2 separate regions of the Homo sapiens genome follow, and region 1 is linked to region 2. Evidence: read pairs that join two places in POLR2A ChIA-PET (ENCODE). Cell type or tissue: MCF 10A. All regions are shown on one strand. Region 1 has its middle 25 kb from the start of OPTN. Region 2 has its middle 75 kb from the start of CDC123.

Region 1 (4,000 bases), 800 kb after region 2:
GAGCCACTATCCCTGGCCACACAATCATTTCACTTAGGAGTTTTATAACTTGCAATAGTTCCTAAGAAAAATACCATTTTACCGGGGCAAACTATGGTAGATTCTTAGTCTTCTCTTTGGTGGTGGCCTCTGTGATCTCTTTGGAATAGCTCAAGAATGCTGTCTTTTGGTCTTCCTTCTTGGAATGTCTCAGGACAGGTGACATAGGACACTGAGCTGGAAGATGCACAGACACAGGGAACTGTTTTCTAAACTCAGGTGTCATTACTGCTCTGAAAGCAGCTTCTAAATGGAGAAAACAAATCCAACTGGAGCAGGAGTAACCACATCCCCTTCCATCTTTCACCGTATTAGATGAAGACTTTTTTTTTTGAGACAGGATCTCACTCTGTCACCCAGGCTGGCTCACTGCAACCTCCCCCTCCTAGGCTCAAGCAATCCTCCCACCTCAGCCTCCTGAGTAGCTAGGAGGCTACAGCTACAACTACAAGCACCTGCCACCACGTTCGGCTAATTTTTTGTAGAGACAGGGTTTCTCAATGTTGCCTAGGCTGGTCTCCAACTCGTGAGCTCAAGCAGTCCTCCCATGCCAGCTTCCCTAGGTGCTGGGATTACAGGCATGAGCCACGGTGGCCTGCCCAAGACATTTTTTTTAAATGAGAGATTTTAAAAGCTTAGCAATGAGAGAATAAACCCAACAGGTCTACCATTCCAACTCACCTTTGCTTTTTTCTTTTCTTCCCTTCCACAGTAGGAAGTATCCTCTCTCAGTACCTAAAGCTTTGATGTCACCTCCTCTAACAGGTACACCATGCAGTGTAGATCATTCCAAGTCTTTGTAAGCACTAAGTTACAGTCTCTTGAAGAATTCCATTGAACTGGTTCCAGAGTTGGTGTCTCTTTTCTAATCCTCCATTTATATGATAATCACTTGAAATTCAAGTCACCTGTTACTAGGATTGCAAGAAACAGAGGAATCAAATATATATATATATATATATATATATTTTTTTTTTTTTTTTTTTTTGAGACAGAGTTTCACCCCTGTTGCCCAGGCTGGAGTGCAATGGCGTGATCTCAGCTCACTGCAACCTCTGCCTCCCAGGTTCAAGCAATTCTCCTGCCTCAGCCTCCCGAGTAGCTGGGATTACAGGCATGCACCACCATATCCCGGCTAATTTTTTTTTTTTTTTTTTTTTTTTTTTTTTTTTTTTTTGTAGTAGAGACGGGGTTTTTCCATATTGGTCAGGCTGGTCTCGAACTCCCGACTTCAGGTGATCCGCCCACCTCGACCTCCCAAAGTGCTGGGATTACAGGCGTGAGCCACCACAACCGGCGGAATCAAATCTTTTCTTCTGGAGTTCTTTTAATGCTTTTAATCCAAGGTCCCAGCTCTCATGCTCACTTGAACTAACTCTCCCTCCCCCTCCCCCTCTCCCACTCCCTCAGCTTTTATAGATTTTTCTACAATACTTTCTCCTTACCCTTGTTAAAGCATTTGTTATCACTTCCATCCTTTACTGTTTAATCTTTCTCATAAGCACAAATACGCGTGCACACACATACACACACTCACATGAGTTCCCCGTGCCGGCTGCAAGTCTGGGTGCTGTTTTACTCAGCTATCTACGTTAGACCTGTGTTCCTGTTATTCCACAATATTACCACATTCCAGGAGGAGAAACCATTTTATTGTCTATTTCTTATTTTGATCCACATATCACATTAAAATGGAGCAAAAGAAAGGGTCTCAAACAGACAATATGAGTGCCTTCTTTAAGATGCTGGCCCTATAGAAATAGATTTCATGTTTTCCAAAGAGGACCCGGTACATCCCAGCCGCGGCCAGTCACTTGGCGCCATCTGCTGGACATGGACAAACAATCGTAGGCGGGGAACATCAGAACTGACGCATAGGTGCCCACTGCAAACCTGGCTCCCTGATGAACGAATGGTTTCCCACTGAAACGAGGCTTTACATCCCTTTATAACAAATCATCTCTCCAACTTCTTATCAATATCTCAGAAGCTAGGGAGTCTTTTCCACTATGGTTTTCCTATTTCCTCTGCTGGTGCATAAAGTGCCTTTGCTTTGTTTAACAAGCAATAAACAACTTTTTGTTTTGCGTATCACTGTATCCCCAGCATCCTGCATAGTGACTGGCACATGTAGGAGCTCCAAAATCAGTGGGTATTTTTGTTTCTTTGGCTTTTAAACGAAATAATAAGTGATTGATATCTGAGTCGGGGAAGATGACACACAGATATTCCTATTTTCATCAGACACGTTTGTTTTTTTGTTTTTTTTTTCTAGACGTCCCAGCCTGGGTAGGTGGGTAATGGTTTAGAAGCTCCTAAGGATGAACCTCTTCCCACCGCTAAAGTATTGAATCTGCTAAAAATAAGGGAAGAAACACTAATAAATAAATAAATAAACCAGGAAAAAACCCTTGTGGGGAGGGGAGACAAGAAGGAATAAAGACTTTGCATTATAGATTCTCCATGAAACCTGGCCTAGAATTGGATGAGCCTTCAATGCTCAATATACTTTTCAAAAATTGATGATTAACCAATTTGCTCAGTGCAATGGTTAATTTTATGTATCGATGTGGGTAGGCGCACGGGCATGGTGGCTCCACACCTGTAATCCCAGCACTTTCAGTGGCCAAGGTGAGCGGATCACTTGAGGTCAGGAGTTTGAGACCAGCCTGGCCAACATGGCTAAACTCTGTCTCTACTAAAAAAATAAAATAAAATAAAATAAAAATAGCCAGGCATCATGGCATGTGCCTGTAATCCCAGATATCCAAAGGCTGAGGCAGGAGAATTGCTTGAACCTGGGAGGCAGAGGTTGCAATGAGCCAAGATTGTGCCAGTGCACTCCAGCCTGGGTGACAGAGCAAGACCCTATCTTAAAACAAGCAAACAAAAAAACCTAAAATAATAGGGAAGCAGGTATCAGGGAAATAGGGAAGCAAAGGAGGCAGGTCTCGATGGCTAACTCAGTATGGGCAGAAGAGTCAAAGCTGCCTCCAAATTTCTAACTTAGCAAATGGGCAAATGTTGATGGCTGGAATTAAAACGAAAAATAGAGAGGATAAAGCAATTCAGCCAACAGTAATACATTTAGGATTGTTGTCAGAGGCATTCAAACCAGAGCAACTCCATCTTGGGTGAGGACTAGGAAAAATGAGGCTGGGACTTGCTGGGCTGCCCTCCCCGAAAGTTAGATATTCCTAGCCTCTAGATGTTTGTGGCTAAGGAAACAGATTGATAACCTTTACTAAACAGACCCAGACGTAGGAGTGTCCTGTGTAGAAAGCAAAAAGTTTCTTCCTCAAAGTTTCCCTTGTTAAAGAATAAATCATAAGTGTTAGAAGTAATAGTTCCTTTTAAAGACTAACTTCCTTCAAGCCTCCTTGCTTTGTGCTAATAACTCTTTGTTAAGCCCTATCCTATGTAGTTATTAAACATGCTCACAGGCACATAGTACATTCTATGTCCTTGTACTTTAACCAAGATATCTGTGCTGGACATGCTCACAGACATGTCCCAGCTCGCAGCCTATGCCCCTTCCTTATTTGGGAATGTTATTACTTTTCTAAGTCCTTTAGTAAGCAACTTCCTCCTTTCCCTTGTTCTCCATTGCTTTCACCTATTTAGAGAAGTTTTAAATTGTCAGCCAATCGGGTTCAGTTTATATTGTGAGGTCTGGCTCCAGCCAATGGAGACAGGACAGAGTAGCAGGGACAAGCTGCATAAGGGACAAAAATTGCTTCCCATTCCCTTTGAAAACTGGCACAAGAGAGGGATGCCCTCTCTCACCACTCCTATTACACATAGTGTTGGAAGTTCTGGCCAGGGCAATCAGGCAGGAGAAAGAAATAAAGGGTATTCAATTAGGAAAAGAGGAAGTCAAATTGTCCCTATTTGCACATGACATCATTGTATATTTAGAAAACCCCATCGTCTCAGCCCAAAATCTCCTTAAGCTGATAAG
Region 2 (4,000 bases):
CTGGTTTTAAAGTCTCTCCCTTTGATTCAGGAAAGTCCATTCTTACTTGTCAGTCTCGTCTTGTGTCCTGACTTTTGGCTCAGAAAATCAGTCACCACAGTCTCAAAAACTTTGAACTCAGCACTTCTCTCTTCCCTGCAGTAGGAAATCCCCTATAAGATGATCAGAGACAGACCCCTTGGGAAACTGCTAGGCCAGGGGCTGGAAATTGCAGGTGTCAACTCCCAGTAGAAACACCATTGTGGATACTTAGGTGACTCAGTAGCTATGGAAGATAAGACGGATCAGAGACCAGGATCAAGGGAGATAAATATTTTCAAAGAGCTTTGAGTTATTCAAGAAAGGACTCCTCAAATGGACAGGTATGGACCCATAAAAACAGAAATTCAGTCTTCTGGCTTTAGAATTTTGCCGCTTGACAGCTCCAGCTTGCGGCCCCCTTCCCCGCCCTCCTTCCCCCGGCCCCTATCTCTCCTGCACCGCCCACCCCCAACATTACATGCCACATCTTCTGGGTGAGACTTGACAATCCTTCTTTTAAAAATTTAATTAATTAATTATTTATATGTTTTTTGAGACAGAGTCTTGCTCTGTCACCCAAGCTGGAGTACACTGGTGTGATCTTGGCTCACTGCAACCTCCGCCTCCTGGGTTCAAGCAATTCTTCTGCCTCAGCCTTCTGAGTAGCTGGGACTACAGGCATGCACCACCACACCCGGCTAATTTTTTGTATTTTTAGTAGAGACAGGGTTTCGCCATGTTGTCCAGGCTGGTCTCAAACTCCTGACCTCAGGTGATCCACCCACCTTGGCCTCCCAAAGCGCTGGGATTACAGGAGTGAGCCACCGTGCCCAGCCAGTCCTTCTTTTTTTTTTTTTTTTTATCCAATTTCTTTCCCTTTCTTTAATTCCTCTTTTGTTTTGTCAAAGTAGTTCCTGAGCATCTTTTTCATGGTGAGTACTTGTGGAATACATCTTCCAAGTTCTCCTGTGCACATCTTAATAGTGTCTCTTTGATTGCTTCACATTTGATCGATAATCTGAGTGGGTAGGGAATGCTAAATTCAAAATAGTTTCCTAGCTGGGCATGGAGTCTCACAGGTGTAATTCCAGCACTTTGGAAGGCTGAGGCAGGAGGATTGCTTGAGCCCAGGAGTTTGAGAACAGCCTTGGCAACATAGCAAGACCCTGTCTTTACAAAAAAATAAGAAAAAAAAATTAGCCAGATGTGGTGGCATGTGTTTGTAGTCCCAGCTACTCGGGAGGCTGAGGCAGGAGGATCCTTTGAGCCTGGGTTATCAAGGCTGCAGTGAGATGTGATCGCATCAGCCTGGATGACAGACCGAGAACCTATCTCAAAAAAAAAAAGTTTCCCATAAAAATTTCGTAACCATTGTTTGTCTTCTAGCAAAATTATTTTACATTTGAAAACTTTAGGCCGGGCTCACGCCTGTAATCCCAGCACTTTGAGAGGCCGAGGCAGGTGGATCACCTGAGGTCAGGAGTTCAAGACCAGCCTGGCCAACATGGTAAAACCCCATCTCTACCAAAAATACAAAAATTAGCTGGGTGTGCTGGCGGGTGCCTGTAATTCCAGCTACTCGGGAGGCTGAGGCAGGAGAATCACTTGAACCCAGGAAGCGGAGTTTGCAGTGAGCCAAAATAGCGCCACTGTACTCCAACCTGGGTGACAAGAGGGAAACTCCTTCTCAAAAAAAAAAAGAAAAAGAAAAAGAAAACTTCAAACAAGTGTTTTCTTTCAGCCATCAAGCCTTTCCACCCCCTCTCTACTTCTGCTTCTTAAGCAAAGCATTTCCTCATAATCAGGGTGGAGTAATCTATTTTTGTTAGAACTCCCTGTAAAAATGCAACTGCCTCAAGAGGATCAAACACTTATGATCATCCTCAGTGCCAGGGGCTGGAAGTTGGGCCTTATATGGAATTCGTGACTCATCATCCAAGAGCCTAAAAGATTTACTTGCTCTGGCCGGGCTCCTAATTGCATGGGCTGAGCATCAGCTAGACGCCTGAAATCGAACACCTCGACACCTTTTAACTAACCTGGGAACATATTTCTGACTTGGTGCCAGGAAACAGAATACCTGTTTGGTAAACTGTCAACTTCTAGGTCTGAAAAAAAATGCCCGCAACTTCTGTTGAGTCACATCATAAGAGACCGTGAGGACACGTGGATGCCAGGACAAGATACAGGAATAATTCCTTTTCTTAGCAAGAGGAGATATAGCTGATTATAGTTCCTTCCACATAAGCAATGATTATGAATTAGGAAATAACCCAAGGGAGGCCGGGTGCGGTGGCTCACACCTGTAATCCCGGCACTTTGGGAGGTCGAGGCGGGTGGATCACCTGAAGTCAGGAGTTTGAGACCAGCCTGGCCAACACAGTGAAACCTTGTCTCTACTAAAAACACAAAAAATTAGCCAGGTGTGGTGCCACGTGCCTGTAGTCCCAGCTTTTCGGGAGGCTGAGGCAGGAGAATTGCTTGAACCCAAGAGGCAGAGATTACAGTGAGCTGAGATCGCGTCATTGCACTCCAGCCTGGGCGACAGAGCGAGACTTGGTCTCAAAAAAAAAAAAAAAAAAAAAGGAATTAACCCAAGGGAGCACTTTCTTTTTTCTTTTTCTTTTTTTTTTTTTGAGATGGAGTCTCGCTGTTACCCAGGCTGGAGTGCAGTGGCGCGATCTCGGCTCACTGCAAGCCCCGCCTCCCGAGTTCACGCCATTCTCCTGCCTCAGCCTCCCAAGCAGCTGGGACTACAGGCACCTACCACCACGCCCGGCTAATTTTTTTTGTATTTTTAGTAGAGACAGGGTTTCACTGTGTTAGCCAGGATGGTCTCGATCTCCTGACCTCGTGATCCGCCCACCTCGGCCTCCCAAAGTGCTGGGATTACAGGCGTGAGCCACCGCGCCCGGCCCAAGGGAGCACTTTCTTTCTTTTTTTCTTTTCTTTTTTTTTTTGAGATGGAGTCTCTCTGTCGTCAGGCTGGAGTGCGGTGGTGCGATTCTGGCTCACTGCAACCTTTGACTCCCAGGTTCAAGTGATTCTCCTGCCTCAGCCTCCAAGGGAGCACTTTCTAACAGTCAGAGCTGAGTAAAAGTAGAATGGACTGCTATGGGAATCTGTGGGTTCCTCTCCATAAGAGTTTTTGTTTGTTTGTTTGTTTTCTTGAGACCGAGTCTCTCTCTGTCACCCAGGCTGGAGTGCAGTTGTGTGATCTTGGCTCACAGCAACCTCCGCCTCCCAGGTTCAAGCAATTACTTGTGCTTCAGCCTTCTGAGTAGGTGGGACCACAGGCATGTGCCACCGTGCTCAGCTACTTTTTATATTTTTTGTAGAGATGGGGTTTCACCATGTTGGCCAGGCTGGCCTTGAACTCCTGACCTCAGGTGATCCACCTGCCTTGGCCTCCCAAAGTGGTGGGATTACAGGCGTGAGCCGCTGCACCTGGCCCATGAGTTATTCTTGGTGGAGATGTTGTAAATTGGATGCAACAATCTATGGATGGTTGGAATGTGTGATCTCTACGTTCTTTTTCAACTATGGAAATGTATGTTTGCTATACCTGGTATGACACCTGGCACACAGTAGATGGTCAATTTGTACTAAATAACATGTCTGTGGACTTTCTTACATCACAGTCACAGAGACAAATGTCATCACTGTTTCTGCTTGCTATAATTTACACTAAGAAGGTTTTAATCACAACTACCATTAGCTACTCATATTGAGAAATTCCCAGAATATTCTCTTCTGCAAACAGTGGCTGAGTTTGGATTGAGGACTCCGTTTTGGCAACAACCTCTTTACTGCTTCAAGTAATTGCACCCTCACAAACTTGGGATCGCATACACGTAACCAACATGTAGAGGGCAGGAAGCAGTTAAACTGCAAAGCCCCATTGAATCATCTAGATTAGGCACAGGTGGAAGGGCTTTTGAATAATAGGAGAGAGGCTTCCAGGCAACACTCGGCCTGG

Evidence for each region. Peaks named below come from ENCODE experiments on the same cell type or tissue, not always from the same donor. Only the 100,000 strongest peaks of a DNase experiment are listed, where the experiment ranks them.
Region 1: POLR2A ChIA-PET joins it to region 2 with 5 read pairs; 2 of 35 experiments call an interaction of 5 or more read pairs at or near these places.

The regions. Positions count from the first base shown.
Region 1 is chr10:13,073,148-13,077,147 of GRCh38, forward strand. It overlaps a transcript of CCDC3 not described here. Among named protein-coding and RNA genes, the nearest start is that of OPTN, 25 kb to the right of the region's middle. In MCF 10A, CTCF peaks have their summits at 1,856 (motif pointing left) and 2,055; a DNase peak (open chromatin) is centred at 1,874.
Region 2 is chr10:12,269,145-12,273,144 of GRCh38, forward strand. No RefSeq gene overlaps it. Among named protein-coding and RNA genes, the nearest start is that of CDC123, 75 kb to the left of the region's middle. In MCF 10A, no CTCF peak of the experiment used is centred here; a DNase peak (open chromatin) is centred at 1,967.